Regions from separate parts of the Homo sapiens genome. Here regions 1, 2, 3, 4, 5 and 6 are each linked to region 7. The links are chromatin contacts, found by Hi-C or POLR2A ChIA-PET in ENCODE. All regions are on one chromosome and are shown on one strand. Each heading gives the region's core, a stretch centred on a gene start or an enhancer-like site at or near the end of the contact. The rest is flanking DNA. Distances are from core to core; before and after follow the strand shown. Region 1 overlaps ARID1B (AT-rich interaction domain 1B). Region 2 overlaps ARID1B (AT-rich interaction domain 1B). Region 3 has its middle 98 kb from the start of TMEM242. Region 4 has its middle 49 kb from the start of TMEM242. Region 5 overlaps ARID1B (AT-rich interaction domain 1B). Region 6 overlaps NOX3 (NADPH oxidase 3). Region 7 has its middle 19 kb from the start of SNORD28B.

Region 1 (3,920 bases), core at 932-3,431, 660 kb after region 7:
TTTTGTTGGGGCTGATTACTTTCCCCCAATATAATTGGCACCTTTATTTGCACATTCCTTGTGAAACAAAGTGAAGTTTCCTATGGATATTTTCATCAGTGTCCTTGGAATTCCAAAGTGGACTCTTGTAGCTGTGTAACTTAAACAGGCATAATCTGAATGGCTGCTTATACAGAATATCTTGTAAAGCAAAACAGAAGTTGCAAAGGAAAAGATGCACTTTGCCTCAAAGAATTTAAGAAATGGACAAAGATTGGACAAACATAGCAACCTGTACCAAACAACAGCACCTAAGAGCAGTTTTCGTTTGTCTGTCTGTTTTTTGAGATGGAGTCTTGCTTTGTCACCAGGCTGGAGTGCAGTGGCGGAGTCTCGGCTCACTGCAACCTCTGACTCTCTGGTTCAAGCAGTTCTCCTGCCTCGGCCTCCCGAGTAGCTGGGATTACAGGCACATGCCACCATGCCCAACTAATTTTTGTATTTTTAGTAGAGACGGGGTTTCACCATGTTGGCCAGTATTGTCTCGATCTCCTGACCTCGTGATCTGGCCATCTCAGCCTCCCAAAGTGCTGAGATTACAAGCGTGAGCCACCACACCCAGCGCTAAGAGCAGTTTTTACCAGCCTGATTTACAACAGTGCAAAATATCATGAAGAATTATTTTATTGATTGATTGATTGATTGATTTAGGGACGGAGTCTCACTCTGTAGCCCAAGCTGGAGTGCAGTGGCATGATCTCGGCTCACTGCAACCTCTGCCTCCAGGGCTCCAGCAATTCTCGTGCCTCAGCCTCCCGAGTAGCTGGGATTACAGGCGCCTACCGCTATGCCTGGCTAATTTTTTGTATTTTTAGTAAAGACATGGTTTCACCGTGTTGCCAGGGTGGTCTTGAACTCCTGAGCTCAGGCAATCTGCCCACCTCAGCCTCCCAAAGTTCTGGGATTACAGGTGTGAGCCACCACCCCTGGCCTATCATGCAGAATTTAAGCTAGCTATTCTGAAGATAGCAATAGCCCTTTGGGGGATGTGCTGTCTTGACTGGTTTCTCTTGTCAATAGTATAAACAGAGCAGTATATAAAACTATTAACTTTTCTACATCTTTTTAATACAAGTAGTTTATAATTTCAGCTTCCTACTAGGCAATTATTCAATCCTGCAACTTTATTCCTGAATTTTGGCTATAATTATTATCACTTGAATGTAGAAATGATTCCCTCTTTAAGGACCTTAGTTTGAGTGGGGTTTGCTTTGTTTTATGAGATTAGGAAAAGAATCATGTCTGTGGCTTTTTGTTGCTTACGTGTATAATATCAAGCCTTTCTATAAGTTTGATTTATTATGATAGCATGAAATTTTTCTTCTATGAAAGTGGATGAGCTGGGCACTGTGGTTCACGCCTGTAATCCCAGCACTTTGGGAGGCCGAGGCAGGTGGATCACCTGAGGTCAGGAGTTCAAGACCAGCCTGGCCAACATGGTGAAACCCCGTCTCTACTAAAATACAAAAAAATAAAAATAAAAACATTAGGCCGGGCACAGGGGCTCATGCCTGTAATCCCAGCACTTTGGGAGGCTGAGATGGGTGGATCACCTGAGGTCGGGAGTTCGAGACCAGCCTGACCAACATGGAGAAACCCCGTCTCTACTAAAAATACAAAATTAGCCAGGCCTGGTGGTGCGTGCCTGTAATCCCAGCTATTCGGAAGGCTGAGGCAGAAGAATCGCTTGAACCCGGGAGGCGGAGGTTGCAGTGAGCCAAGATTGTGCCATTGCACTCCAGCCTGGGCCACAGAGCAAGACTCTGTCTCAAAAAAAAGAAGGTGGATGGCCAGGAGCTGTGTGATTCTTTGCCTTAGATTAGGTTTTTCCCCTTGGAAATGCTGTGTCTTAAAACTGAGATTTGTAACACAAGGCAGCATCAAACTATCTTCAATTTCCTTAGCATCTTTTAATGTTCTTACTGCCCAATTAAATATTTGGTTTTTAAAATGGTAGTGAGTTATAGTTTTTTGAAATAATGTGTTTGTATTATTTTATAATAAACATGTAAATCTGGTGATAGGATTCAGAGCTACAAGGGACATGAGAAATTATGTAATCTATTGCCCCTGTGTTATAAAAGTAGGAAGTGAGGCTCATGGAAGGACTAGTAACCACCTAGACCTCACATCTCCTCACTTCCTATCTGGGGCTTTTTGTTCTATGTCTGAGGAAGTGGTTCTTACCTAAAGAGCAAGGTTTGTGGAAATAGTTGTTCACATTGAGCTGTGAAAGGCAAAAGAACCACAGCCTAGGCCTACTTACTAGATGTCACTGTTACAGGGGTGATTGTCAGATTGGTTAAAGCAGAAATCTTTGAAAATGATGCAATCATTATACATTTTATTTTAGCATAAAACACATAAATGTCTATTCACGTGTACCTCCCTCCTGTCCATGGTTCACCGCTGTCTCAGCCGTACCTCATTCTGCAGCAGCGTTTCACTAGCTCACTCATCCCCAGTGGTGGGTCTCTTTTCACATGGATACATCACCTGGTTCCATTTTCCATTCAGTTTAGAACTGGAGTAACTTGTAGCATAAACCTGCAGAGGAGGGAACAGAACTCACCACTGGGAAGCATCCTCCTCAGCTGGCATCAGCCGGGAAGTAGGGGGGCTTTCCAGAGAGGAGCCACCTCACCACTGAAGCCAGCAGATACCTCAGGTGGAGCTTAGTGCCTGCTGTGTGGATAAGGGGACCATTTGCATTGGTTTCCCTTTGGAAATGATGAGTGATTATCTTTCCTTCTACTTCAAGCCAGATCTCCAATAATATGCTGCTATAGAAAAGATACAGATCATTAATTGGTTAACTAGACAATAATCATTAGTTTACCCATCTTATTTTTATGCCTTTGATTTTCCTTTCCAGTAACATAATCTTTTTTTGTTTCTGTCTTTGTCGTTTAAATTCACCCGTAGAACTTGTACAAAGTACTCTTTAGAAGTAGCTGCTCAAAATTTTTGCTTTAAAAAGAAAACACCCAAATATCACCTTAAATTTCAAACCTTTACTGCTCACTGTAGTAACTGCTCTCTAGTCCTTAAATTTGATTATAATATTCTTGATAACAATAGAAAGCTAACTTTAACAAAAAGGAAAATTTGAAAATTCTTACAGATCTCCTCTGGTGAGATTTGAAAGGTAAGTGAGGTTTCAAATGTATTAATTTTCTGTTGCTGAGTAACACATTACCCCCAAATTCAGCAGTTTAAAACTATTCTTCCTGAGTATCTCACAATTTCTGTAGCCAAGAGTCCAATAACTGGGTCCTCTACTCAGGATCTCGTGAAGTTGAGATAAGGTATTGTCAGGGCTGTGGTCTCATCTGAGGTTTAGGGTTCTCTTCCAAGCTCACCCGTTGGCAGAATTTACTTCCCTGTGGCTGGAGTTCTAAGGTTCCCACCATCATGCCGCATGCTAACCCAGCACCCTTCTCAGTTTCTGGAGGTGACCTGCAGTTCCGTGCCTGTCTCCACAACATGGCAGCAGGCAGGAGATTTGCATTCAATCTCTCCCACCTCTTTTAAGGGATCACCTCTTTAGGTCAGACCCACCCAGGAATATCTCCTTTTATTAACACCAAAGTCAACTGATTAGGGACCTTAATTACATCTGCAAAATCCCTTCTACCCTATAAAGTGACATAATTGCAGAAGTGTTACCTGTCATCTCCACACCGCCCCCACCTCATACTTAGGGTCAGGCATTATGTAGGGTCTGTATACCAGGGGCTGGGAGTTTTAGGAACCATCTTAAAAATCTGCCTCCCACAGCTACTGATTTCACATTTGCCCTCAGATTTTAGAGATACAAAGGTCTTTTTTTTACATGTACTCAAAATGTCCTTAACTTGAATTTTTCTAAAATGCAGCTT
Region 2 (3,529 bases), core at 522-3,021, 700 kb after region 7:
TCGCAGATCCTCAAGATTCCCAAAGTTAGAAGTGGTTCCTGCTTTCAACCAAATCACATTTTTGGTCATACTGCCTATTTACTATTCATGTCTTCACATCTGAAGTTAACTAAAGTTGAGAAGCTTTCCTTAAAGTTCCATCTTTTATTTAATGGCTGTTTTATCCACAAAGACACAGTTTTTATTCACCTCCCCAGAGTCGGTCCTGAGTGGAGTGGCAAGTGCAGTGGGACCCAGGCTGAGCTGTGCCAGCCGCCACCCTGAGAGTTGTGCCTCAGTCAAACCCAAAGCACATTATATTCCCACACCTTTCAGGCCACTTAGCAGTCATCCAGACTAAAAATGTCTCATTTTAATGCGGAGAATCCTCTGTATGTAAATGTTTTATGACTCCAGTTTATTTTTTTTATTTTTTTTGAGACGGAGTCTCGCTCTGTCACCCAGGCTGGGGCGCAGTGGCATGATCTCAGATCGCTGCAGCTTCCGCCTCTCAGGTTTAAGCAATTCTCCTGACTCAGCCTCCCAAGTAGCAGGGATTACAGGTGCCCACCACCACGCATTTTTGTAGAGACAGGGTTTTATCATGTTGGCCAGGCTAGTCTCGAACTCCTGACCTCAAGCAATCTGCCTGCCTTGGCTTCCTGAAGTGCTGGGATTACAAGCGTGAGCCATTGCGCTGGGCCAACTCCAGTTTATCTTTAATCAAAGCTGTGCTGACTTAAATAGTTAAGTCTAGAAGTCCGTGCATCACCATGTATCCTCTGACTTAACTTGTCCTTTGCCTTGCCAGAGACTTTTCAGTTTCTTTGCCCCAAGTTCTCTGTGGGAAGGTATCTCCCCAAAAGGGATCTCATGGGTATTAGTGATCAGACTATTAAACCAACTTGCAAGGGTCTGTCTTACCCTCGCACCTGTCACAGAGTTATGAGGAGGACCCATGCGAAAAACATTGTGTAGTTTTAGTATGTTTAATTAATAAAAGAAAAGTTCTGGTTTGAATCTATGATAGCAGGCTGGGTGAGTAACGTTTTATAAGTTGGTCTTTAAGGGCTTTTATGAGGACATAATTCACATAGACCACATCATACTCACTTCTGTTTTCTACCTGTTGGCTGATCGTCCTTTATAGCTAATCTATCTTCAAGCCTAGGAGTGAGGTTTAGAAAAAGACTTGGAACACTCAGACCACAGTAGGGAGGAGAGTTGAAAAGCTTAATCCGGCAGGTTTTTGACAGTGTATTAGTTTGTTTAGAATAAAGGTATATGGCCCTGTGAACGGTGCGTGGGAGCTGTCTTGTTCTCTCAAGTTCGGGAATTGGAAGTATCCTTATTCCCTTCATGGCTCGGGAGTATCCAAGTCAGATAGCCTCTGAAGTGCCCATTTATCTGTATTTTTAGGACCTAATGACACATGAATAGTCTGTAATATTTTGGATAAGGATTTAGGAAAGTCTAGCCCCGTTTTGAATGAACTTTCGAGCTGTATGACATGAAAAGGTTTATCTCTCAAAGCAGGGGCTTAACTCCTTCAAGGTGAGGACACCAAATTGCTGTGGTTCTGTGTTCTCAGTTGAAAGGTAGGGAAGAACATTACTTTCTGGTTTATACTGCTCTAATCTGAGATAGGATTTATTCACAATAAAGAATTGTGTTGACAGCCTGTTCACCAACATCTTCCCCACCCCTCTGCCCTGATACAGGACCTTTTGGTAAAGGGTGAGGTGATCTTATTAGAGACAGAGGCACACACACCCCATGCTGAACAATAGGAAGTGTTATAAGTTCACACCCACGCACTTCAGATAAACTGTTAACCGGAACCACTAAGCGGAAGCCTGAGCAGATTCTGTATTTCAGTAGTTTGCTTGGAGCATATCGAAGTTGGTGTCAGCCAGCCTGCTTCTTCATTCTGAGAATAAGTGGGATTTTTTTCCGTTCTTGAAGCAAGTGAAATAGAAAACACTGAACAGAAGGATGCTATGTCTAAATAACTTGTGGGTTTTCTAACTCATCTAAATAAATGCCTGAGACTAGGACATTTGTTGAATGTATGGATTATCAAAAATGTATTTTTCATTTACACCATTAGGTATTATGCAGGTTTTTAAAGAAATGACCCATGAAATCCTTGTGCTGTGTTGCAGAGCTGTACCATCTTACCATACTCTAGCTTCTTACTAACTGAGATAAGATGTACAGTGATTTCCACAGATGCGGAGTCTACCATGCAACCAACCAATGCTGTCTCTTAACAAAATTATATTGTCATTTATCATGGTGGAAGGAAAGATCCTGACCAGTTCTTCATGTTGCAGAAATTAAAGGAGCAACTAAATACAACCCATAGTAAGAAGTTATAGTGTAATTACTAGTGGGTTTGGCAGAATATAAGAAATGCATCCTCCAGAAGATCGGTAAAGTCAGATGGTGGCAGGTGAGACCCGTATTCTACTTTAAAGATTTGAAAGAGAGCCGATTTCCATGAGGCTGTACTAGAATAAAGCAACCCAGTGTTTTAATTTTGGATGCAGCAGCAGAATTGCACAGTCAGTGGGAAGCACAAGATGAACACGATCATAGTAGTAATGTATCAGTATTTGGTTGCTACAATGTGTTCTTTTAATTTCTCACTAAAGTTAATGACACCACCAAGAATTCTTGATGAGTAGAAGAATTAATTCAATTGCTAATTGCTGAAAACCATGAACTATGTATTGATTTTGTAGCACCATCCCATGGGAGTAACTTGATCATGATAGAGTTATTTGCAAAGTGACTGGAAGCATTCCTCATTTCTTCTCAGAATTCAACAAGAACCACAACCAGTTTAATTCACACGGACCTAAGAATAGGTCTGTCTTACCCTTGCCACTGTCACAGAGTTTATGAAGAGGGCCCAAGTACTTGCCACTAAACACCTCATGATCTCCATGTATTGAGGATGATTGGCCAAGAAAATTATCCAAATTTCCATGGTTTCACATGTCTTTTCACATTAATTATAAAAAGCCAATCTTCTTGAATTACTAATCGAAGAATATAATTTAGGACATTGCCCTCTATATAGTGAGTACTCTTTTTTTTTTTTAACCTCATTTGGTACATTCAAGCTATCTCTAATTTACCTGCGAACTTGTAAGACAAATAAATGTATATTCTAGACAGTGCTCTCTCTTTAGCTCCTTCTTTCTTCACTTTTGCCCAGAGTCAGCTAACGTAGGAAAATTGGAAGGATAGAATGGATCTGAGGCATTAAAACCGAAATCAAGTAGTGTCTGTCATTCAGACTCCAGATTTGCTATCTTGACTAATCATGTCAATATTCCATCTCAGATAACTAAATCCATCTTAGGTTAGTTGGCTTTTTAGCTGTAATGATGTGAAAGGAAGGAATAATTTTTCTATGGCCACTACAACTTTTGAAACATGGAATTTCTGAATATTTCTATATCTATTAGTATTACTAATACTGGAGATAATGCAGTATTATTTGAAAAGGGGTGAATGGTTTGTTTGCCAGAATTGGTTG
Region 3 (3,744 bases), core at 677-3,176, 830 kb after region 7:
CAGAGAAGGTGGCTGGCGTCTGTCCTGCGCAGCGAACGGTGGTCCGGGGATGCTCCTGGACGGGGTGGAGCAGATGGATGACAGAGAAGTTGGGGGGCCCTGAGGAACAAGAGAAGCTGTGTTGGTGGCAGCAAAGGAAGACACCAGCCTGAAGGAGGTGCGGGACAGACAGGTGCTGGATGGAGTGCTGCGTGGGGATGAGGATGTTATTTTTGACAAAATGAAGGGGAACATTCAGGCGGTCATTAGCGAGCATGGTAATGGGCTTGTCGCTTATGCTCGGTGACAAGCTGTAGTGGCTTCTAATTTCTCCTGCACCTCCAATTACCCTTCAGGAGCAAGACCGTCCTCACGGTCAAGCCTTTCCAGCCAGCAGATCCAAGCAAGGAATAAGATCTATGCAGCTTCCATGTGTCTCTGGGAGAGAAGATTGATAAAAGCAATCAGAAATTTCCGGAATTGCCTGGAGAAGAGAAGGCCAGCGGGAGGGGAGGGGGCGAAGATGAGGAAGGAGAGGGCACAAGTTAATAACACCTGTCACGTTGCCGAGGGGATGCTGAGGGCCACAGCTGGGCTCTGTTTCGGCTTCGAGCGGAACAAAGAAGAAAGGGCAGCTGCTCCAGCAGCGAGGAGGTGGCTGGACATGAGGAAGTCTGTGGCTGACGGGCTTCGGGGAGGCCTCCAGGGAGCTGCAGTCCCTGGGGACAGCACCCCGGTGCAGGTGGCTCCGGTGGCCCCTGGGTTTGGCGCCCAGCACATTCCCTTGACACAGCATGGCTATTTAAGGCCCAGGCCAGCATCCCATCGGGTGCTTTTAGCCGCCTGCGTCTCCTGCGCCTTTGGGGCTTCTGGGGCCTTCGTGACAGCAATCACCAGGCCTTTCATCCCCGTGGCTCAGAGCATCCCCCTCAGGGGAGCGGCAGCCTTGGAGGGGGTGAGTGGGGAGGGGTGAGTGGGGAGCGGCTGAGGGGGGCCGGCGGGCCCGCTCCGTTGTCCCCTGCAGCGGCAGGCGCTGGAGAACTCGGCTGCAGTCATTAGAGCCGGGAGTTGGCGACTGTTGGGGCCTTGTGTGGGGATGAGCTGTTAGGACTTTCCTGCCTTTAAAGAACAGGGACTGGTAAAATCGTATATATGAAATCAAAGCAAAGAGGAACCTGTTTTAGAGGTGAACAAGAGAGAGCTCAGAGAAGCGCATTAGGGACATATGGCATTTGTCAATCAAACGCAGAGCAACCTTCAAAAAGCCATTAGAAGGCAGCCCCATGCCGGTTCCGCCATTTGTGCCGGCTGAGGGCTCCCCCGTCCCGCAGGCCCCACAGACGCTCTGTTTCTGGGACTAATTAGCCTTCCAGAGGGCAATCAAGGGCCTCTGCTGGAACTTTCTTAGGAACTGAGCCGTTAGATGGCTTCAAATGGACACCACTAGAAACAGGCAGGAGCCAATTAGGCAGCGGCTCCCTCCCGGGGCCCGGCCAGGCTGCAGAGCGAGCCAGGAGGCTCCAGCAGCCTCTTGGTGCTCCCTCTCTCTGACAACGCTCCTGCCTCGTTCCTCCCCACATCCCCAATCCTTGCACTGAGATCATTAACCTTCAGGGCTCCACGAGGGCAGGCATTGGGTCTGCTTTACTCGCTGCTGGGTCTTCGGAGTCTGGAAGGGTGCCTGGCACGGAGCAGGTGTTCACTCAGTGTGGCCAAATGTCTGGGTTTTGTCCCAGCGGAACGAATCACGTGGGATTTCCTTTGCGGAGCATACTTTTAACAGGCCAGCCATGTCCACTCCCGCTTGAGTTGGACACGATTTAGGCATAGGGAAAAGGGGCGTTAGTGCCGTCTTGCCACACTCGCCAGCCAGGCCCACTGGCCTCGTCCCTGAGTTTCCCAGGGGAAGTGGGTGCCAGAGACCATCCAGTGCCCCCACACCCAATGAGTCTGTCGACTGAGTGCCGCAACCAGGTCCCAGCTAGGGGCCCGCAGGCTGCCCTTGGCCTGGGACACCATTGCGTTTTCCCGCAGGACCTGCCCACCGCTGACCTACCGCATCCGCTGCTGGCCTCCACCTGCTAGCCCAGGCCAGGGCCCAGGGTGTGGGTGCTGGACACGTCGAGGGGCACAGGGAGCCAAGACTGCCTCATCCAAGCCCCAGAGCCTGCAGCTAACAAGCTAACAGGGAGACGGTATGTAGCAAACAGTCACACAAATAGTTCTTTCCCTCACTCCTTGTGTCCTCCTATTCACCCTCCCTTCTTTGTCCTTTTCTTAAAATTAGAAGCTAAAAATATGTCCATTGTAGAAACTTAGAACAGTACAAGAGCATAGAGAAACAAAGTTAAAAATATCAGTTACCTGTAATTCTGGCATCCAGAAATATCCACTTTAATAAGGTGTTCAATTTTGTAAGCAAACTTTAAATTTTATTATATCCTAAGCCTCTTCATGTCATTAATTTTTCTAAAATTTGAGCCTTTGTGGCTGCCTAGGGCCCCATTTATTTCACCCATCCCCAGTTGTTGGACATTCATGTCTCTTCCACATTTTCACCCTCATAAAAAAATGCCGCCACAAACATCCCAGAAGATAAATCTTTGTCACAATCTCTAATTAATTCATTAAGATAAATTCCAGGGAGTGAAAAACAGTGTTTCAAATGGTATGACTATTTTTAAAGCTATCTGGACATGTGGCCAAGTTACACTCTTGGGAACGTCATGGAAAATCCCAGCAGAAGTCTAAGAAAGGATCTAGATCCAGCTCCTTGAACCCAGCCAGCACTGGGTTATCTTCCCGCTTTGCGAAATTTGTCCTGTTTTCATTTCCTTGTCAGCAAGATTGAATTTTTTTTTTGTATGTTCCTAACCCATCTATATTTTGTTTTCTGGAAATTTTCTATTTGTATCCTTTGTCAATATTTTTTTTACCAGACTACTAATCTTTTATGAAAGTTTATTGTTTGAATTATAATCATTAGAAATTTCTCCTTTGTCACTTTTTCCCTCCCCTCCCACCCCCACCCCCAGCCCCAGTTCTGTGTTTCAGACCTCAGTGTCTTTATCTACAAAATGAATCGCTGGGCCAAACCACCTCCTGACTCCAAAAGTCTTTTCAAGAGCTCAAGCCGGCTGTGTTCTGCCAGATATGTCTGGTATAATCCTCCCTCATCTGCAGCCCGGTTCAGGTCTCCCAGCCCTTAGCATAGCTCCAGGAAACTTGAATTCCAATGCCTGCCTGAGTTTGAGTTTCACACTTGAATAACCAAGTCAGGTTTGCTAATCAGGCTTGCAGGTGTGAGTGGGAGCTGGTCCCTCCCAGAGGAGGGTCAGGGTGTCCACACCAGGAACCTCTAAGGCTGGGCAAGGCCGAACTGCTGCAGAAATGCAAGGCATGGCCCAACCACCCCCATTTATTGGTTGAGGAAATAATTCTGTGACATGAAAGAATTTATCTCTAAATATGAAAAGGAGATTTCAGAACAATGTGAGCCATTCATGCACACACGTGCATGCACACCCACACGTGCATGCACACACACACGTGGAGACTGGGGTCGTGCACACCCACACATGGAGACTGGATCGTGCACACACACACGTGGAGACCGGGGTCATGCACACACACACGGAAACCGGATCATGCACACACATACGTGGAGACCAGGGTCATGTGCACGCACACACATATGCACACCCACACGTGGAGACTGGGGTCATGCACACATTGCACATCCACACGTGTAGACCAGGGTCATAC
Region 4 (3,912 bases), core at 1,199-3,698, 880 kb after region 7:
GCTGAAAATGCAAATATCCCTGGGAGATGTGGTGCCTTACGCCCTCTAGCCTGGGGAAGCAGCTGGCCCTGGCCACCCGCACAGAGCCGGGATGTTTGGGCTCACTCTTCCTGCCTTGTGTGGCCCCTGCATATATTTTTAGCTGATTTTTCAACTTTGCAAACATCCAGGGAGGAAAGAGCAGCCAGAAAACACAGTTCTCAATATTCAGATGGAAAGAAAACTCATTTGTAGCTAATCCTAATGGTTCTCAATTCAAAAAATATGGGCTGGTACCAAGAAGATATTCAAAGATCTCACCATTTCTTGAAGCTGAGTCTTCCCTGGCCTCCATCACATATCCATGACAGTGATAGGGGGTGTGACAGGCACCAGGATTTTTAAAACTCCCCAGATGACTCTGATGGGCAGCCATGCTTGAGAACCCGTGGCCTGGTCCGCTGTTAGGGCGAGAGAAACCCAGGGCTGGTGTTCCCCTCCTCCACCTGCTCGCTGTGTGGTCATAGGTCAGTTCCCCGCAGTCTGAGTGCCCAGCGCTGTCACCTGGGAAATAGGAGGGGCAACTTCCTTCCCAGGGTAGATGTATCAGAGATAATGTGTGTGAGAGTGCCCGAGGCATGGAGTTGGTGGGGGGGGGGGGCTGGCCAAAGAGAGATGTCATTATTTGTGATTTTACTGAGGAAGAAACTGAGGCACTGAAGCTGTGCATAAACCTTGGTCTGGCTCCCTGAAAACGAGACAGTTGGAGTGGAAAATGTCAAAGGTTCCTTTGAGCTCTAGCAATGTGGAGTTCTGCAGTCAGAGGGTTGAAATGCTGGGACATCTTGAATTGTTTTGAAAGGAAAGACTCATAAACGAGGCACATAGAGCCTTAGGAAACAACCTGAATCCATGCACAGTGAAACAAAACGAAACAGAGCCTCAGCTACTGAATTCATCTCCTCCCCTGACGCCCCGTTGCCCAGGGCCTCTCATTTCCACAGACTGCAGTTGCAACCTCTTGGCCCTTCTTGGTCGCCAGTCGTTTCAGGTCCTGGGCTAATGGACGTGGCCTGGGAGTGATCAGCCAGGGCCATTACCCCTTGGACGGTGCTGTAGGCAGACCTAGGCTTCGGGACTCCTGGGCTCCTGGACCCCTGGAAGAGTGTCGAGAAACATCTGGACAGGATTTCTCAATCTGGGCACTACCGACATTTTCAGCAGTGAATTCTTTTTTCGTGGGGACCTGTGCTGTGCATGGCAGAATGCTTAGCAGCATCCTGGCCTCTACCCACGAGGTGCCAGTAGCACCCTCTTAGTGTCTCTAGGCAATACCAGAGACGTCCCCTGGGGGAAGAGAGGCAAAACTCCACCCACCAACCCCCTCCCCCCAGCCTCTCATTGAGAACTGCTGATCTGGAGGCACCCTAGTTGTCCGGAGGCGGAGGGAGGAATGGGGCTCCTTGGGGTCAATATGAATTTGTTTTGTATTCCTTGTATTTAAATCCACACAAGAAAGAGCCACTCTACAAAGGGCAGAGTTGTTTCAACTGCAGATGGACTCTTCCGGGACTAGAGGAAAGGATGGGATTTTCTTCTTCGAGGTGCTCTTTAAAAGGACACCCTGAAGCCCGGCAGCTGCAGCCAGGGATGAGACCTCACCAACCAAGGCGACGTAGGTAACAGGGCCCATGGGCCCCCAGGAGGCTCACAGGGAGGGCCCTCCCCTGGCCAGGCCTCGGGTGGGCTGGGTTTGCCGGCTATGCCCCGCCCACACTCGCCCTCCCAGCGGGCCCAGCTCCTATACCCTGCTGGGTGCGTCTTCACTGTGGTTCACAGAGAGACGTTCTCACTGCCTTGCTCTGTGGAAAAGCAGATTGCCGAGGTGGATGGGAGGGATCCCTATTTTGGAAAAATAACATATCACCGTACACACACCCACACGCAGAGGGGAAAATGTGGCAGCAGACACCAAAATATTCCTATAGTTATTGATGGAAGCTGGGATTTCAGGTGCCTTTTTTGCTTATGTTTTCTCATTTTTTGACCTTGAACATGTAGTTACTTATAACAAGAAAAAGTCATTCGAGAAAGTAAAGAAAGTAGACAGAAAATGGCACCTTAAAACCCAAACCGCCAGAAACACCACTTAGATCTCAAAAAGGCACTAGGAAAAGCCCACTTCTGGTTTTTGGGTTTTGGCAGCCACCATGCAGAGGGCGGCCCCTGGGTGCTGAGAGTTCCGGGGTCGGGAGTGGGATACAGGTGGGTAAATGAGGGGCTCCGAGAGGGTGCAGCTGCGGGCGCTGAGGACTGAACTCTCCTGGGAGCACGCGCGGGGGACAGGGAACGGCGGCCACGCCCGGGGACCGACGCTGCAGCCGGGAGGAGGCTCAGTCTCTGCGCCTGGGGGCGTCCAGGGAGATGCCAGGTGGGCGCGGCCAGACGCGGGACCTGGGGACCACGGCACCCGCAGCCACGCCTTCAGGACGCGTGGGCGGGACGGGCTCCGTGGGCTTCTGATGAGGACGGTCGGGGAGATGTCGCCTGCGCGTTTCCGGGAGCCTCCAGTGGCCCCGGTTCCAGGGGACCAGACAGAAAACAAAAGAGCAAAAGGCAGCCAAGGCCTCCAGCTAGGGGTCATCCCCGCAGCCCCGGTCCCGGACGGGGCGGGAGGCCGCTGTGGGGACGCGCCGCCGGGCCTCGCTGTCAGGTCGCCCGCGCCCCGCTCCGCCCGCCCCGTACAGGCGGCGACAGCCCCGCCTAGGCCCGCGCCTCGGCCGCCCTCTGCTGGGCGAAGCGAGCACCACGGCCGAGCGGCGGCCCCGGGAGCGCCGCGGGGACTGCAGAGCGCGGGGAAGCGGCGGCAGCGGAGGCTCGGCCTGGAAGGCAGGGGCCTTGGGGGCGTCCGGGGAGAGGGCCGGGGACATCTGTCCAGCGTGGGCCGTGCGCGGTGCCGAGCGCGCGGGGAGGGCCGAGGAGCTAGACGCGGACCCAGCTCCTCTAGGAGCCGGGAGGGATGGGAGGGACGGAGGGTAAACGGGCAGTGCCGGCCGAAGCCCGGTGGGACTCGGCGGCAGACAGACAGGCGGCTTCCGAGGGAGGACCCGGGGCCGGGCGCGGGCGGCGGGAGGCGAGGCCCTGGAGGCCTGGCGCTTCTCTGCACCGCGAAGACCCGGAGGCTTCAAGCAACAGACGCGGTTCTGGAGGCCGGAAGTCCAGAGTCAAGGTCCCCGAAGGCTGGGGGAGAGAATCTGTTCCATGCCTTTCTCTTGGCCTCTGGGGTACAGGGTCCTCAGTGTTCGGGGCTTGTCTCCCGTCACTCCAGTCTCTGCCTCTGTGGCCACATGGCCCTGTGTCCCTGTGTCTGTCTTTTCTCCTTTTACAAGGACAACAGTGGTCTTGGAGTAGAGCCCACTCTCATCAAATTTAGCTTCATTTTGGACGGGCGCTGTGGCTCACGCCTGCAATCCCAACACTTTGGGAGGCCAAGAAGGGCGAATCACCTGAGGTCAGGAGTTCGAGACCAGCCTGGCCAACATGGTGAAACCCCATCTCTACCCAAAATGCAAAAATTAGCCAGGGGTGGTGGCGGGCGCTTGTAATCCCAGCTACTCAGGAGGCTGAGACAGGAGAATCGCTTGAACCTGGGAGGCGGAGGTTTCAGTGAGCCGAGATCGCGCCACTGCACTCCTGCCTGAGCGACCAAGTGAGACTCCGTTTAAAACAAAACAAAACAAAAAAAACCTCCTGTAATCCCGGCACTTTGGGAGTCCAAGGCAGGCGGATCACCTGAGGTCAGGAGTTTGTGACTAGCCTAGCCAACATGATGAAACCCCATCTCTACTAAAAGTACGAAAAATTAGGCTGGTGGCGGGTGCCTGTAATCCCAGTCACTCAGGAGGCTGAGACAGGAGAATCGCTTGAACCTAG
Region 5 (3,562 bases), core at 420-2,919, 810 kb after region 7:
TACGTGTGAATGTTATTTGTGTGAAAGATTAGAGCTTCAAGTAAGAGATCAGGGAATCCTGAGTGGTTATATGCTGTATTTTGGGCTTAAAGATTTGAACTTAACCAAGCCACTTAATCACTACAATACGTGCCTAACAGACCCCCCCATGAGGCTAATGAAATGCTAAAGGTGACCTGAGAAAATCTGAAGGCAAGCCACTCTGTAATTTGGTGACAACATACAGTGAATTTCCGTGGGAAAAAGTTAAAGCTTGTATGTAATATGTAGATTGATAGATGGTATGACATAAAGAATATGCTATGCTGTGATACATAGAACTGATATCATCCAATGCACTGGTAGACTTGGGCCAAGAACCATGTCAATCGAATGCTGATGTTGCTTGTTTATCCTCTGTGGGATGTTCTGAATACTAATCAGAGGTCTGGACTATCTGGAAGTACACACAGGGTTTCTGCATTATTTTTGAAGTACTTTTAACACAGGAAGGAAGATAATAGATCTGAGTTATATTAGGAAAAATTACTCAAAAAATATCAAGAACAAATTGACTTAAAATCTTTTTCAGTGATTAGAAAATTAAAGATATTAATAATTTGAAAGACATCAATCACTGGACATTAAGGAGATGTAGATTGAGAGACCAGGGCAGGAGAATCACTTGAACTCAGGAATTCGAGACCACCCTTGGACAACCTAGCAAAACCTCGTCTCTACTAAAAAGAAAAAAAATTAGCCAAAAGTGAGATTCATTTCTGTAGTCCCAGCTATTCAGGAGGCTGAGGTAGGAGGATCACTTGAGCCCAGGAGATCAAGGCTTCAGCAGTGACTGTGCCACTGTATACACACACACACACACACATATTCCTTTATATATATCTATCCATTTATATATAATGCATGTGTATCTATATCCCTTTATATATATATATAGATAGATATAAATATAGATATATAGATATATATAGAATATGTGTGTGTGTGTATTTATATGGGGTTGCAGAGGGAGAGAAGGAGACACAGACACTGAGCACCATTTTATATATAGAAATATATACACACACACACACGTGTATTGTGTGTTTATGTGTGTATATGTATGTTTAAATAAATACATCTAAATTTTCTAAAAATCTCCCAGTGCGGGTTATATAGCATTTGTCTTCAACCTAGGGAAATTTACATGTTTATTTTTAAAAGTAATTTTGATTTTTTTATTGTAAAAACAGTATGTAGCTATCTTAGAAAATTTTAAAACAGATAAAATAAAAGTGGAAAAGCCACGGTGTCTCCCCCTCATGCAATGATTCTTGGTGCCTGGAGAATGCCCCCAGCCTCCAGGCAGCTCCAGGGATCTGGCCGAGCTGGGTCTCATGGCAAATCTTCCAAACTTTCTACCTGATCATTTTGTTTCCTTCAGTAGCAGGAATAGGGAAAACAACAAATTACTTCCCATTCTGTGGCTCCAGCCATACTCCTGAGAAATCTGAGCCATCAAAGTGCTAATATTTATCACAGCATGTTCTGAGGGCAGGAGCACAGGACTAGAGGAAAGCAGCCTGGGAAGCCAAGGCCGTGTGTCTGAGGAGGCTGTCTTGGAGTTAAATTTTGCTTCCATGTTCTGCATACTTGGCGGCCTTCCAGGACGCCACCTTGAGACACTCGTGAGTGGTGAAGCCAAAAGAAGACAAATACCACTTTTGGGTTTGACTCATTTATTAAAAGCTCTGATACCACATTGCAGACTCTGTAGGGTGGCTGAAAGAAATAACCCGGCCATGAGAAAGGACCATCTGTGCTCAACCACTCCACCTCCAGAAGCACTTTCGGCCCCTGCGTGACCAACAAAGCGAGATCTGAAACCACAAAAGTTTCTCGTTACAGCTATGGCCTCCATTTAAAATCGGAAATGATCACGCTTAACTGTCCTTGAGAGCATTTGTTTAAAGTCAATATTTAACTTAACACTCCACTTATTTTTTCTTACTCTTTCGTTAACTTTCGTTCTTTCATGCATAGAGTCAACATTCATGATATCCTTGTTCTTCCCCATCTTCAGTTACTCCTGAGGCGTGGCGTGTGATGATGTCCCTTAAATCAGGTCTTTTGGCTGAGAGTACGTGGGCTTTGGACACTATTAATATTCTTCTGTATGATGACAGCACTGTTGCTACTTTCAATCTCTCCCAGGTAAGCCAGCATAGTCCAACTAACAACCAAATTAGGATAGGAGAGCATCAGGCCATGCACATTTGTGCTTGAACTAATGCCTGAGTTGATGAGCACTGACCGTCCAACACTGTTAATCACTGCAGTTGTTATCAACCAGCCTTAATCAATGTAGAGTTATCTGGGATAATATTCACTGTAGTCTTTAGTGTGTGTACACACACATACCTCTATTTCTTATGAGAGAACAGTGACTGTGTGTGTATGTGTATATGGGATAGATGACAGTAGTAACATTAAATTGTTCAGAATGAATATTAGCTGGCCAATGGGAAGAAATCAAAATGTAACATTAAGTTGTGACTGGAGTCAGCATTGGAAACACAGTTGGTTGCAATGGGACATAACCCTGCTTTCCAGGAGGACTTGACATCTTCTTTTCATTAAAAAGATATTCAAGATTTAGAAATTTTATATTCTATACATTTATAGAATGTATAAATATATATAGAAGGAGAGAGAGCAGTTTAATGAACCCCCATGTACCTGTCAGTCAGCTAAAATAGTTATGAACTCATGGCTAAACTTACTTCTTAGTCTATGCTCTCTCATTTCTGCCTCTCTCCAGGTTATTTTGAAGCAGTCATGTAAAAGCCTACTACTTTTAATGAGCTTAAACCCCTCCTTTGTTCAGAGGTAGGCTTCAGGTAGCTTCCAGCATAATAGCTAGAAGAGAGGAGCACTGAAGTTTGGGGAAAATGCCCGAGTCCACTGGGCTATAGACTTTTAAAGAAATATTTAGAAATAAAAAATGGAAAAAGGTCATTTTCCCTATAGTATACAAACAACTCTCTACTTTGAGTGCAAAAACTAAAACACTTAATTTCCTTGCTTCTAAGGAAATAAGACCAGAATCTTCTACTTCTTTCTTCTCTCATTTAAGCCCTCATTATCAGCCTAGAAAGGCAATTTTTCAATTGCTAGAAAGTTTATTAATAAGGTCATAAACATTGTACGAGTTCTGTGTTAACAGAAAATAAGTATTTAAAAACTGTATACTGCATTTGCTAGAGTAATGCGCTTTCATCCTTATGTTAGGTGAACTGTTGTTGATCACATATTTGCATAACCAGAATTGCTTTATTAACTTTCCCTTTTCCCCTGGAAAAAAAAGGGAAAATGCCCTTGGAACATTGTGCCTTCAGCACACTAAAAGCAGTTCTTTCTAGTTGGTGCTGGGGGCTTCCCCTGACTTCTTAAAAATTGTTCCAACTCTACTTTCAAGAAACTGACAGTAGGATATGAAGGTATAGCTGATTTCCAGAACATCTACCGGGAAAGAATCCTTGTTAGAATCCTTGTTACTTACTCTTTAGAGTTCCTAAACATG
Region 6 (3,690 bases), core at 632-3,131, 980 kb before region 7:
TTTTGGGCCTCCGTTTGGTCTAATTACAGTTAATAATCCTTGTTGGACAACTGAAACATCTGAAACATTCTTTTTTTTTTTTTTTTTTTTTTTTGAGACGGAGTCTCGCGCTATCCTCCAGGCTGGAGTGCAGTGGTGCAATCTCAGTTCACTGCAACCTCCACCTCCCAGGTTCAAGCAATTCTTATGCCTCAGCCTCCCGAGTAGCTGGGATTACAGGCACCTGACACCACGCCCGGCTAATTTTTGTATTTTTAGTAGAGATGGGGTTTTGCCATGTTGGTCAGGCTGGTCTCCAACTCCTGGCCTCAGGTGTTCCGCCCACCTCGACCTCCCAAAATGCTGGGATTGCAGGTGTGAGCCACCACACCTGGCCTGAAACATTATTTAATAGCAGAATGATTCCATAAATTGTGGCCTATCCACACTATGGAATACTCTAAAGACACCAAACAAAATGAAATAGATCATCAGGTATTGACACTGACGGTGCCCGAAGTTATGCTTTAATGAAAAACAAAACAAATTACACTTCCTCTGCCTTCTACACACACACACCCCTATTTATGCATGAATGTGTATAGGTATATGCATATAAATGCATGGAAAAGGAATGGAATGAGACATATTCAACTGTTTAATGGTGAGTTTCTTAGGGAGCAAAGTTGGGGAGGTGTTTAGTTTGGGGAGGGAGGTGAAGGGAGATTTTAAAATGTTTGTGTATTTCATTGGACTCTTTTGCAAGAAGACTGTAGTCACGCAATCTGTGGTTAATAAACCAAGATATTAAACATATTAATACTGGTCACTTCCGCACAGAGCAATGGTGAGGGCTGATGGGGTACTGAGGCCTTTTGAGGCCCTCCGAGGAAAGACAAGAAGCATACATTTCTTTAGGAGAAGCATGAATGGCCCCTCCTAAAGAGGCCAACTGATGGCAGGAATCTTGGTGATTAGTAGAGATGATCAGTTCCAGGAGTAGTCAGAGCTCCAGTGTGAGGGAAAGTGAAAGTAAATAATTTCTCAAAGTAAACAGATTAAATTAAATGCATTTTTCATTCACTAGAAAAGAGAGCAGGCCCTCCTTTGTTTTATTAATATATTTTAGTAGAGTATGGATTTTTTGTCTTTTTTGGCCTCTTTCCCTTGTTCCCACTGGCCCGTGCTGTCTTTTTATTTGAATTATCTGTTTATTATATTAGGTTAAGAACCCAAAGGCCATTTTGCATGGGACACACTATAAATACCCATTATCATGGTTATATATTATGGAGCTGATGAAGGAAGACAATTTATGAAGAAATGAGATTATCTCAGTTCTTGTATAATCTGTTGTATCGTAGTCTGAAGACTACATATGCAGTTAAGAAAACGAACCGCATCTTGCAGTTGGCAGTTGTCTCAGTCCTGACTGCACAGCTGTGATATTAGGGAGAACTAAAATGTGTAAGCCAATCTATTTATGTCAGCAATCCTCCCCCTCCCTCCCCATTCATACACACCTATTTCATTCATCATTTTGACAGTTTGCACAAGCAAACCGTCCTAATTTTTTTTCAAGAGCTCTTTTCACAAATTGAGTGTGATGTAGAATTAATCATACCCGTTAGGCAGGAGGTGGAGGACTTTATTGCTAGAGGGCATTTTTCACCCCCAGCATTCAGCTTCCTCCATATTGCATCACAGAGAATTCTCAACCACCCTCAGCCTTCCCTCATCCCACAGGGGCACAGCGTTCTCAGCTGCCTTCAACTCAGTGAAGTTTGGCTCTTACTTCTGCGTTGAAAATATTTCTTTCATGTATTACAACTTTTTTCCATTTTCATCACAGCAAGCCATCATTATACTTCTTGTTATTTGGCCTTCTTGGGAAATCCCCTCCTGCCCATTCTTCCCCCTCCCCTTCCACTCCCCGCCCCCTCCCAGATCTTTCAAAACAAAAGTACTTAGAAACAAAGATATTTTAAGACATCAGCTTCAAATGGAAAGTACTACTTATGACGCTTCCCACTGAGGAAGTGGCAGGCGCCTTATTGGTTGTGCTCCTGCATTTTACTTAGAAGTTTTCTAGAATAATGCAACAGAGGAGAAGGGTAAAGAAGTTCTAGTTTGCAACGGTGACAATTGAGAAAACTTTGGTGCACATTTTTTCCTATAGACTTGCAACTTGAGTTTTGTGTGTAAAAATGTATGCCTTATGCCAACCAGTGTTTTTACACATGGAGGAAAAAAAAATCCCACCTAATCGCAGTTAACCATTTAAGCTTAAAATTCTGGCTCTCAACGCCTATGCGAGTTGTCCTTTCCTTCCTTATTACAAAAGAGGACAATCTGAAAACTATAGTCCAGACTTAAAATTGTGAAGACACCGTTAGATAAATATGTACTGCTTTGCTCTGTGGCACTTCAAAAATTATATAGACTCTGACAGTTTAGTGGAAGGAGTAGTCTTTATATCTCAAAAGCATGTAGGTAGCCCTGACAAATATTAGTTACATAAGCCTAATAGTAGCTATACTCAAACCAACACAAAGTTGCTTTAAAAGAGAGAAACTTCCTAAACCTGTTCTCATGCCTGCAGACGCTTAAGGAATTGGATCTGAACTGTAATTTTCAGCCCAAACTTTCAATAGCATGAAAACCTCACTTCTTCCATGAAAGAACTTTGAAGCAGAAATCAGAAACACATGCTCAGGTCCTGACTCAGTGGTGAACAAGCTGGGTGACTTTGGACAAATCATCTCCGCTCGAGGTGCAGATACTGACTTTCATGGTCCTATGCAAAGCTAGGAGATTAGGACCTTTAAGTTATTTTATGATTCCACACTTTAGCTTCCTTTCTCCCATATGACATTATTTCTGCCCTTATTTTCACCTGAGTCGTGTCCAAATAGTCCCTCACATTTTTATAAGCGATGAAAACATTGCTTTTATATTTTTTACTCTACTGTTTCTGTTTCTTGGAATAGAGATCAATGTCCCTATTTTATGGTTTTGTGGTGACTGCAGTGCTGAAAGCCTTGAGAAACGCCACAAGCAGAGCCCAGGAATGACAATGGAATGCTGAGAAAGGAGGCAAAATTAAGATTTTGTAGGCTCCTGTATGAATTTTAAAATTTTTGGGGGTTCTTATAAGATTTTTCCTCTATATTCCTAGTAAAATAATTGGAATTTAGTAAAAATCATTGAAGAATTTTTTTGGTTACATAAACAAAACCTTAATACCCTTAAATTTTAAAGAAAATTGTGTACAGAAGCCATTGTTTATTCTTTTTGGACATGTAGACATTTATTCACTCATTGATTTATTCAATATTTTTACTATATATATAGTTATCACATGTTGTATGTGTATATATATATATGTATGAAGATATCCAGAGAAGCTATGTTCAAGGAACTCACAGTCTGTTAGAGAAAATAAGATTATTTCACGAATCTTAATACAGGAAAGATATGTGACATAACAGTAGGGCAGCAAAGGAGTGGTGGAGGTTAAGAGAAGGGGGAGGTGATTGTGAGTCGGGTGTAATGACAATGAGACTTTGCATGTCTCTGAGCAGGACTTGAAATATTAGTTGGATTAGTGAGTGAATGAAAATGAGACACGCTATCCACCACCATCTTCCTGTGAAGCATGAAGTGACTTTTAGTGTCGTGGAAACCATGAAGCAGTGAGCCACCTCTCTG
Region 7 (3,443 bases), core at 1-2,500:
CAGGTCAGTCAAGCCAACAGAAAATGGTAAATTCACATTTATGGTGTGAACCAAGGCCATCACTAATAAAACTGTAACCTCGCTGGTGGAATACTGAAATATGTCTTGACATCTTTGCAAGAGTTGTAAAGAGAGCCTGGAAAAGAAAAGGAAAGCCCAAGCATTGTTTGCATTTTCTTTTTGCATTTCATTCAGCAAAGACTTTTTAAAAACTTAGTAGAGGGTGATACCAGATGTATTTAGTCTGCAGTATGGCCAGCCTTTAAGTACATGAAGTAATCCCGTCCAAACAGCAGCACAAGTGCCTCAGTTATCTCAGGTAACCAGTTTGGAAACAGCAAGAGGGCTTTGGGTTAAATATCAGAAAATATTCATAAGACACCATAACAACAGAAACAGAGTCGAACTAAAACTTTGTGGCAAAGCCAATATGTAAATCACAGCTGGTGATTTCTGTTAGGAACTTTGGTTTGGGAGGTTTCACAGCTTCATCTCCAAAGCCCCGATTCAAAACCACAATGTTCAGCAAGTCAGTGAGATTTCATGCTTTTATCTGAAACCCAGACCGACAAATGCATCTCTTGATGCAATTCAGGATCTCTGAATCTTCGCTAAAGAACCGAGCTAACCCATGGAACGCAATCTCAAAGCCTTGCTCTTACCCAGAGAAGCACAGTTGCCACTTAAAGGTTCAATAAAAGGAGAGGTAGGGAAATGCCTGCTGCCACAGCCCATTAGTTGCTACATTTAAACCCCTACCACAGTAACCAAATGTGATTGAGGTTTCAGAAGGAAACCTACACGGTATGAAATGTAGCAATCATTGGTCTATAAATATAGGATGTTATTCACTGTCAAGTACTTTCTCTAAAGGAGGGGTAGGGGGAATTCTTACTGCAAAGGTAGGTTGCAAAATTTTTTCACCTAGAAATAATTTAGAAACCGGCTGGGGCACAATCTCATAATGTCTCAGGTGCAAAAAGTTTCTGATGCACCGGAAACAAAAGCTGGCAAAACAAAAGCGACGTCAGTTGTCTCTCTGTTCTACCAATTGAAGCTTGGGTGTAAAAGGAGAATGTTTTTTAAATCCAGGGATTAGTGAGGGACGCTAACCCCTGAACCGGGATTACTGAGGGACAGAGAAAGAAAATGTAGAGGAGGAAAAAGGAACATTTTACAAAAGATTTCCTTCGTAACTACCTTCAGACCCCGGGGCTGCAGAAAGGAGTAGGCGGCTGCGGTGTCCTGGGCCCTGCGCGTCCACGCGTGGGAGGCGAGGCCAAGGCTGCCAGGAGGCGCTCCCGCACCCCAGGTGCGCTCCTCCAAGGAGGCCCACCCGCCTCCGCTGGCCCAGTTTTCGCTGTTTTCTCGGCGCACCACGGCGCCTGCAGTTAGTAGGCAATCCATCCCCCCGAGCTGCAGCGAGTTAAGCTGCAGGCCTTTTGTAACGGCCTCAGGTGTGAGCTGCCGCAAGCCCCCCCCACCCCCACCCCCGACCAGAGGATCACCGGCCCGGCCGAGAGGACTAGGAGCCAGGTGTGCGAGGCCGAGGGATCCACGCCGTTCCCGCCCAGCGCCCCCTGGGTTATTAGGCCTCGCTCCCCCACACAGCCCAGCTGGTAGCGAGGCCGGAATCAGGGCCCTCCGTCGGAGCTCCCACCTTTAAAAGAACGCGTCCAGAGGGCGGAGCCAGCTTAAAAGCGGGTCGAGACATTCACCTGTGGTTAGGCAAAGACACGAGAGAAATAGTTAATTCCTCAGGTGCCCCAAATCACAATAGAGCTCGGGAAGGAGGAACAACTTGACAGAGAAAAGAGGACAGGACATTGATCAGGGAAGATGTCTGCAGAGCTTGAGGTTGGGGGATTGGGTTCCAACCAGGGAAGGTAATTCTGCAAAATTGGAACACACAGGCCCTCTGTCTGTAGGCAAGTCTGACAAAGGGCACAATCCAGGAAATGGAATCGAGATGCGTCCCCTGCCTCTCAGCCTACTGACCCACTTTCCTCCGGCTACGTCTCCCCCAGATCCATGCCCCTCCTTAAATCTTCCTGCTAGCCCAGAGGGAGGAAGGATGAGGCCTGGGGATCACAATGTAGGTGGAACGAGAAACCTGGGTCTGTTTGACAGTTTCAGAAGCAAAGAAGCGTCTCTCTCTTTCCCAAAAAAAAAATCCTTTCTGAGCCCCCCTCACTCAGTCCCACCATACATACATACACAATGCACCTGAGGAGACCTCCAACTCCCTGTCAAGGAGGCTGAATTTCTACACGTAGTCGCTCATTTTGTTTAAAGCGCAGAAAACATCTGCACCTAATAAAAGATGTTAGTGTGCCATTCTAGAAAAGAGAAGCCTTTGATACATTCTTTGGTGTTAATGCTGCGGCATGAAGTATTTTCCCAGATTGCAGTCTGTTATCTGAATGGGGCAAAGATTCCCTAAGTGAAGGGAATATTGAAAGAAAGTTCTGGAGCATGCAATCCTGTCCAGTTGAAGTACTGCAGGAAAAGGAAGCACGCACACACATATGTACACAAATGCACACTCATACAGGCAAATCCTCCATGACTGTGCCTCAGAATCACCTTATTCAATTGACAGAAGCACAGTGTGACTACCATACTTTTGTTACATCCATGAAGTGTGTGTAAAGAAACACAAGTCACACGATCCTTGGCTGGCATGGCTGCCTCTGCCCTGCAAGTGCCCATGGCCACAGGGAGTTGCAATGGTACCAGCATGGGCTTTGCATTAAGTATATTTAGGTTTGAATCCTAATTCTCGCACCTTCTGACACAACCACCTGAATTCAAGTTCTGGTTCTTGCTCTCAGAAGCTGTGTGGTCTTGGGCAGGTGACCTGACTTCCCTGCCTCTCTGTTTCCTCATCTGCAGTGAGTGTAGTAACCTCAGACAATCCATGCAAAGCACTTAGCGTGGTGCCCGCCACGTGCTCAATAAAAATGAACTATCATCACTTCAATTATTAACCATTAGATTTTGGGTAATTTTCCTGCTCTCAGCCTCAGATTCCTCATCTGTAACATGGAGATGATCTTATCTACTTTGACAGGAATATTATGCAGGTTGAAGGAGATATTATGTAGGAGAGTTAGGGAGCACTCAACAGATGACAGCAGTGATGGTGATTAGGAGAAGGAGGATGAGGATGATTTTGACGTTAAATATGTTCAAGCCAAGCCAGAATATTCACAGGTACCAGCCCAAGCCCACCCGTTAACAGGAAAGGTAAGCACCCATTCACCCCTGCCTGCCCCTGGATGGTGACAATATTTGTCTCATCAGGTGGATTCTCTTTGGCCTAATTAGTTTTACGCAATTAGGTCTGAAACTACATATGATATAACCCAAATTCAGGGAATCTCAGCTATTTAATTGTTTCTTTCCTTTTTCCCTTTTCTCTAAGCTCTGATGTAAGGTAG

The links. A loop is a pair of places that touch in the nucleus more often than their neighbours do. ChIA-PET counts read pairs that join two places held with the same protein, here RNA polymerase II (POLR2A). Pooled maps may share reads with other maps.
Region 1: a loop to region 7 is called in a pooled map, with 2.3 times the contacts of the local background. The contact joins two enhancer-like sites. A Hi-C loop is called at or near these places in 15 of 37 single-sample maps with no recorded cell type and 6 of 50 pooled maps.
Region 2: a loop to region 7 is called in a pooled map, with 10 times the contacts of the local background. The contact joins two enhancer-like sites. A Hi-C loop is called at or near these places in 4 of 37 single-sample maps with no recorded cell type and 7 of 50 pooled maps. POLR2A ChIA-PET finds 5 or more read pairs at or near these places in 2 of 52 experiments (OCI-LY7 and PC-9).
Region 3: a map with no recorded cell type shows a loop between it and region 7 (10-fold over the local background). The contact joins two enhancer-like sites. A Hi-C loop is called at or near these places in 1 of 37 single-sample maps with no recorded cell type and 7 of 50 pooled maps. POLR2A ChIA-PET finds 5 or more read pairs at or near these places in 1 of 52 experiments (naive thymus-derived CD4-positive, alpha-beta T cell).
Region 4: a loop to region 7 is called in a map of OCI-LY7, with 6 times the contacts of the local background. The contact joins two enhancer-like sites. A Hi-C loop is called at or near these places in 3 of 168 maps with a recorded cell type or tissue (CD4-positive, alpha-beta T cell, OCI-LY7 and naive thymus-derived CD4-positive, alpha-beta T cell), 6 of 37 single-sample maps with no recorded cell type and 10 of 50 pooled maps. POLR2A ChIA-PET finds 5 or more read pairs at or near these places in 1 of 52 experiments (CD4-positive, alpha-beta T cell).
Region 5: a pooled map shows a loop between it and region 7 (32-fold over the local background). The contact joins two enhancer-like sites. A Hi-C loop is called at or near these places in 10 of 37 single-sample maps with no recorded cell type and 4 of 50 pooled maps. POLR2A ChIA-PET finds 5 or more read pairs at or near these places in 1 of 52 experiments (naive thymus-derived CD4-positive, alpha-beta T cell).
Region 6: a map of naive thymus-derived CD4-positive, alpha-beta T cell shows a loop between it and region 7 (5-fold over the local background). The contact joins two enhancer-like sites. A Hi-C loop is called at or near these places in 1 of 168 maps with a recorded cell type or tissue (naive thymus-derived CD4-positive, alpha-beta T cell), 2 of 37 single-sample maps with no recorded cell type and 8 of 50 pooled maps. POLR2A ChIA-PET finds 5 or more read pairs at or near these places in 1 of 52 experiments (CD4-positive, alpha-beta memory T cell).

Annotation. Positions count from the first base shown.
Region 1 is chr6:157,052,415-157,056,334 of GRCh38, forward strand. All of the region lies in intron 4 of ARID1B (AT-rich interaction domain 1B), which reads left to right. Among named protein-coding and RNA genes, the nearest start is that of TMEM242, 270 kb to the right of the region's middle. RefSeq lists a silencer at 3,127-3,327. Within about 2 kb of position 2,182, at least 4 of the 41 ENCODE cell types and tissues checked have a DNase peak (open chromatin) inside an H3K27ac peak, as active enhancers do.
Region 2 is chr6:157,098,565-157,102,093 of GRCh38, forward strand. All of the region lies in intron 5 of ARID1B (AT-rich interaction domain 1B), which reads left to right. Among named protein-coding and RNA genes, the nearest start is that of TMEM242, 220 kb to the right of the region's middle. Within about 2 kb of position 1,772, at least 5 of the 41 ENCODE cell types and tissues checked have a DNase peak (open chromatin) inside an H3K27ac peak, as active enhancers do.
Region 3 is chr6:157,223,718-157,227,461 of GRCh38, forward strand. No RefSeq gene overlaps it. Among named protein-coding and RNA genes, the nearest start is that of TMEM242, 98 kb to the right of the region's middle. RefSeq lists an enhancer at 3,257-3,744. Within about 2 kb of position 1,927, at least 12 of the 41 ENCODE cell types and tissues checked have a DNase peak (open chromatin) inside an H3K27ac peak, as active enhancers do.
Region 4 is chr6:157,272,108-157,276,019 of GRCh38, forward strand. No RefSeq gene overlaps it. Among named protein-coding and RNA genes, the nearest start is that of TMEM242, 49 kb to the right of the region's middle. RefSeq lists enhancers at 1,190-2,022, 2,023-2,854 and silencers at 1,649-1,808, 2,239-2,328, 2,529-3,088. Within about 2 kb of position 2,449, at least 32 of the 41 ENCODE cell types and tissues checked have a DNase peak (open chromatin) inside an H3K27ac peak, as active enhancers do; they include CD4-positive, alpha-beta T cell and OCI-LY7, where a contact is called at or near this core.
Region 5 is chr6:157,201,804-157,205,365 of GRCh38, forward strand. ARID1B (AT-rich interaction domain 1B) reads left to right here. Exons shown (of 20, transcript NM_001374828.1): 19 at 2,063-2,193. Among named protein-coding and RNA genes, the nearest start is that of TMEM242, 120 kb to the right of the region's middle. Within about 2 kb of position 1,670, at least 2 of the 41 ENCODE cell types and tissues checked have a DNase peak (open chromatin) inside an H3K27ac peak, as active enhancers do.
Region 6 is chr6:155,416,675-155,420,364 of GRCh38, forward strand. All of the region lies in intron 10 of NOX3 (NADPH oxidase 3), which reads right to left. Among named protein-coding and RNA genes, the nearest start is that of NOX3, 37 kb to the right of the region's middle. RefSeq lists enhancers at 1,628-1,777, 1,878-1,937. Within about 2 kb of position 1,882, at least 9 of the 41 ENCODE cell types and tissues checked have a DNase peak (open chromatin) inside an H3K27ac peak, as active enhancers do.
Region 7 is chr6:156,395,706-156,399,148 of GRCh38, forward strand. No RefSeq gene overlaps it. Among named protein-coding and RNA genes, the nearest start is that of SNORD28B, 19 kb to the left of the region's middle. RefSeq lists a silencer at 469-518 and enhancers at 800-1,330, 1,331-1,860. Within about 2 kb of position 1,251, at least 6 of the 41 ENCODE cell types and tissues checked have a DNase peak (open chromatin) inside an H3K27ac peak, as active enhancers do; they include CD4-positive, alpha-beta T cell and OCI-LY7, where a contact is called at or near this core.